2 separate regions of the Homo sapiens genome follow, and region 2 is linked to region 1. Evidence: read pairs that join two places in POLR2A ChIA-PET (ENCODE). Cell type or tissue: OCI-LY7. All regions are shown on one strand. Region 1 overlaps LOC101927200 (a long non-coding RNA gene). Region 2 overlaps MYBL2 (MYB proto-oncogene like 2).

The links. Peaks named below come from ENCODE experiments on the same cell type or tissue, not always from the same donor. Only the 100,000 strongest peaks of a DNase experiment are listed, where the experiment ranks them.
Region 2: POLR2A ChIA-PET joins it to region 1 with 5 read pairs; 4 of 35 experiments call an interaction of 5 or more read pairs at or near these places.

The regions. Positions count from the first base shown.
Region 1 is chr20:43,780,939-43,783,438 of GRCh38, reverse strand. All of the region lies in intron 1 of LOC101927200 (a long non-coding RNA gene), which reads right to left. Among named protein-coding and RNA genes, the nearest start is that of GTSF1L, 55 kb to the right of the region's middle. In OCI-LY7, no CTCF peak of the experiment used is centred here; a DNase peak (open chromatin) is centred at 1,098.
Region 2 is chr20:43,684,210-43,686,709 of GRCh38, reverse strand. All of the region lies in intron 4 of MYBL2 (MYB proto-oncogene like 2), which reads right to left. Among named protein-coding and RNA genes, the nearest start is that of MYBL2, 18 kb to the right of the region's middle. In OCI-LY7, no CTCF peak of the experiment used is centred here; a DNase peak (open chromatin) is centred at 1,409; H3K27ac peaks cover 1,874 bases.

The sequences.
Region 1 (2,500 bases):
CTGGGCTCAAGCGATTCTCCTGCCTCAGCCTCCCGAGTAGCTGGGACTACAAGCGTGCGCCACCATGCCCAGCTAATTTTTGTATTTTTAGTGGAGACGGGGTTTCATCATGTTGGCCAGGATGGTCTTGATCTCTTGACCTCATGATCTGCCCACCTCAGCCTCCCAAAGTGCTGGGATTACAGATGTGAACCACTGCACCCTGCCTCCTTTACTTTCTTAATAAACTTGCTTTCGTTTTCCTCTGTGGACTCACCCTGAATTCTTTCTTGCACCAGATCCAGGAACCCTCCTTTGGAGTCTAGATCAGAATCCCTTTCCAGTAACCTCTTCCTAGCAAACCTCAAAGGGACAATACTGGAGAGAACCCTGACCCAAAGGAAATAGACTGCAGCACCAATTGGTCGACTTTGGATATCACCTTTTGTTGAAATTTTGGAGTTATGAATGGCCCTCAGCATACCAATGCTGTCTGACTGAGCGCCTCTCTACCCTGGAGACGAGAGACCCTAATAGTTAAGCAGGAATATCGTGGCCCCTATTCAGCCTAAAGAAGCTGCAGAAGATGTACCTTCGTCCCTCTGCAACCCTTAGGATTAAGAATCCCCTTGCAATGGCTGAGCGCAGTGGCTCACACCTGTAATCCCAGCACTTTGGGAGGCCAAGGCAGGTGGGACACCTGAGGTGGGGAGTTCAAGACCAGCCTGACCAACATAGAGAAACCCCGTCTCTACTAAAAATACAAAATCAGCTGGGCGTGGTGGCGCATGCCTGTAATCCCAGCTACTCGGGAGGCTGAGGCAGGAGAATCACTTGAACCTGGGAGGTGGAGGTTGCAGTGAGGTGAGATCGGGCCATTGCGCTCCAGCCGGGGCAACAAGAGTGAAACTCTGTCTCAAAAAAAAAAAAAAAAAAAAAAAATCGCCTTGTAAAATGGAGGGGGTTCCAACCAGAGCGACTCCATCTTGAATAGGAGCTGGGTAAAATGAGGCTGAGACCTGCTGGGCCGCATTCCCAGGAGGTTAGACATTCTTAGTCACAGGATGAGATAGGAGGTTGGCACAAGATACAGGCCACAAAGAGCGGCTGATAAACAGGATGTGGTAAAGAACTAGCTGAAACCCACCAAAAGCAAGAGGGGGATGAAAGTGGCCTCTGGTCATCCTCACTGCTCATTATATGCAAATTATAATATATTAGCATGCTAAAAGACACTCCCACCAACACCATGACAGTTTACAAATGCCATGGCAACATCCAAAAGTTACCCTATATGGTCTAAAAAGAGGAGTAATCCTCGGTTCCAGGAATTGCCTGCCCCTTTCCCGGAAAACTCATGAATAATTCACCTCTTATTTAGCATATGATCAAGAAATAACCATAAAAATAACCAACCAGCAGCCCTCGAGGCTACCCTGCCTATGGAGTAGCCATTCCTTTATTCTTTTACTTTCTTAATAAACTTGATTTCGCTTTAAAAAAAAAAAAAAAGAAGAAGAAGTAGTTAATTGCTACCAGGTACAGTGGCTCATGCCTGTAATCCCAGCAGTATGGGAGGCAGAAACAGGAGGATCCCTTGAGGCCAGGGGTTTGAGACCAGCCTGGCCAATATGGCAGAACCCCATTTTTTACAGAAAAAAAAAAATAGCTGGGTGTGGTGGTGCACGCTTGTAGTCCCAGCTACTCGGGAGACAGGATGCAGGGACCTGGGTTGCAGTGACCACAGTACTTCAACTTGGGTGACAGAGCAAAGTTAATACCATTGGAAATCTACATTACACAGATTAAAATATTGAGATACCATCATTCACCTATCAAATTGGCATTTAAATTAATCTCCAGCATTTGAGAAGGGGCCCCGTGAGGAAAGACCATCCAGAGAGGCCTTTGGGTAGCAACACTTAAGAGCATGGGCTTTGCAATAAGCCTGACTCAGTTAAAAAAAAACCAGCCCCACCACCTGTTAGCTTTGTGGCCCACAGAATGTTATTTCACATCTTTGAGCCTCAGTTCAGATGCCTCTGAAAGTGGCAGTAACTGCAAGGGTAACCAAGATGCTGCATGTAACCACTTAGCAGAACACCTCGTGTAAGTCAGGGCTCAGTAGACTCAGCAACTGTCACTCTTGCCAACGAACATGTGTGCATGGAATGGTGTATTAGTCTGTTTTCACACTGTATAAAGAAATACCCAAAACTGGGTAATTTATAAAGGTAAGAGGTTTAACTGACTCACAGTTTCCCATGGCTGGGGAGGCCTCAGGAAACTTACAATCATGGCAGAAGGGGAAGCAAGCACCTTCTTCACATGGCGGCAGGAGAGAGAATGCTTCAAAGGGGGAACTTCCAAGCACTTTTAAAACCATCAGCTCTCGCGAGAACTCCCTCCTATCACTGGAACAGCATGGGGGAAGCCATCCCTGTGATCCAATCACTTCCTACAGGTCCCTCCCTCAACATGTGGGGATCATGGGGATTACAATTCGAGATGAGATTTGGGT
Region 2 (2,500 bases), 97 kb after region 1:
GGGGATGCCACCCAGGATGACTTTGTGTAGCCCACAGGGCCTACCTGAGGATCTGACCGCATCCCTCTCATTTATTGCCTGGAATAAATCTAGGCCAAGAATACCAGAGACCCTTTCTAGAGTAGAGATCAAGTGGGGGTAAACAAAGGCGCCAGAGTCCTGCTTCCCTCTCCAGGGCTCAACCCAATAAGCTAAGTAGAAAAGAGCAGAGGGATGAGGAGGAACAACACACACGGAGTCCAAACTAAAGGTGGGAAACAGACTTTCCCACACCAGCCAGGCCCCAGGCTGCCACAAGACCCTCCAGCACTTCCATGGAAATTGGGAGGGCACAGGCTGAGCCATGGTAGCAGGCATCGCGGGCTGACCTAGCCAGACCTGAGTCCCCACCTGCCCTCAGTCAGGCTTCCTAGCTCAGGACACAAACCACAACATACGCAGCCACAAGAGCCAGGCCAGGCCCCACCTACACAACAGACACACGCGTTCTCATGTGCACACAGGCCACAAGAAACTGGGAAGAGTGGATGCTTCTTTTGGCAAAGATTTTGGTGAAGAAATATTTGACTTCACTTCTGTATGGTTTAAATTTTTATAGCAACCACATATCACTTTGATTTTTTTTTTTAAAGATTTTATGTTTTCACTTTTTATTTTTTATTTATTTTTTTTGAGACGAAGTTTTGCTCTTGTTGCCCAGGCTGGAGTGCAATGGCACGATCTTGGCTCACCACAACCTCCGCCTTCCGGGTTCAAGTGATTCTCCTGCCTCAGCCTCCCAAGTAGCTGAGATTACAGGCATGCACCACCATGCCCGGCTAATTTTGTATTTTTAGTAGAGACGGGGTTTCTCCATGTTGATAAGGCTGGTCTTGAACTCCCGACCTCAGGTGATCCGCCCGACTTGGCCTCCCAAAGTGCTGGGATTATAGGCGTGAGCCACCGCCATTTTTTTGAGACAGTGTCTCACTCTGTCGCCCAGGCTGGGGTGCAGTGGGGCGATCTCAGCTCACTGCAACCTCCGTCTCCTGGGTTCAAGCGATTCTCCCGCCTCAGCCTCCTGAGTAGCTGGGATTACAGGCACACCAAGACACCTGGCTAATTTTTGTATTTTTTGGTAGACAGGGTTTCACCATGTTGGCCAGGCTGTTCTCAAATTCCTGGCCACACCCAGCCAAAAAAGTATTTTCAAACTAAATTTTATTTTATTCTTAAGAGACAAGGTCTCAGGCCAGGCCCGGTGGCTCACACCTGTAATCCAAGCACTTTGGGAGGTCGAGGCAGGTGGATCACCTGAGGTCAGGAGTTCAAGACCAGCCTGACCAACATGGCAAAACCCCGTCTCTACTAAAAATGCAAAAATCAGCCAGGCGTGGTAGCATGCACCTGTAATCTCAGCTGCTCCGGAGGCTGAGGCAGGAAAATCGCTTGTCCCTAGGAGGAGGAGGTTGCAATGAGCTGAGATCATGCCACTGCACTCCAGCCTGGGCAACAAGAGCGAAACTCCATCTCAAAAATAAATAAATAAATAAATTTTATTTCATTCTTTTTTTTTTTTTTTTGAGACAGAGTTTCGCTCCTGCTGCCCAGGCTGGAGTACAATGGCGCCATCTCGGCTCACTGCAACCTCCGCCTCCCCACTTCAGGTGATTCTCCTGCCTCAGCCTCCCAAGTAGCTGGGATTACAGGTATGGGTTACCACACCCAGCTCATCTTTGCATTTTTAGTAGAGACGGGGTTTCGCCATGTTGGTCAGGCTGGTCTCAAACTCCTGACATCAGGTGATCCACCCACCCCAGGCTCCCAAAATGCTGGGATTACAGGTGTGAGCCACCACGCCCAGGTGTTTTCTTTTGTGTTTTTTTTTTTTTAAGAGACAGGGTCTCACTCTGTCACCCAGACTGGAGTACAGTGGTGTGATCGTAGCTCACTGTAACCTCGAACTCCTGGGCTCAAGCAATCCTCCCAACTCAGCCTCCCAACTACAGGCACCCCACCACCACGCCGAGTTACTTAAAAATTAATTTTAAGGCGAAGTGCCAGCCATGGCTCATGACTGTAATCCCAGAACTTTGGGAGGCCAAGGCGAGAAGATAGCTTGAGCCCTGTAGTTCAAGACCAGCCTGGAAAACATAGGAAGACCCTGTCTCTACAAATTAAAAAAAAAAAAAAAAAGGCCGGGCACAGTGGCTCACGCTTGTAATCCCAGCACTTTGGGAGGCTGAGGTGGGTAGATCACAAGGTCAGGAGTTCAAGACCAGTCAGGCCAACATGGTGAAACCCTGTCTCTACTAAAAATACAAAAATTAGCCGGGCGTGGTGGCAGGCGCCTGTAATCCCAGCTCCTCAGGAGGCTGAGGCAGAGAATTGCTGGAACCCAGGAGGCGAAGGTTGCAGTAAGCCAAGATCACGCCATTGCACTCCAGCCTGGACGACAGAGCAAGACTCAGTCTCAAAAAAATTAACAAGGAAAAAAAAAAAAAGAACAGGAATGGTGGCT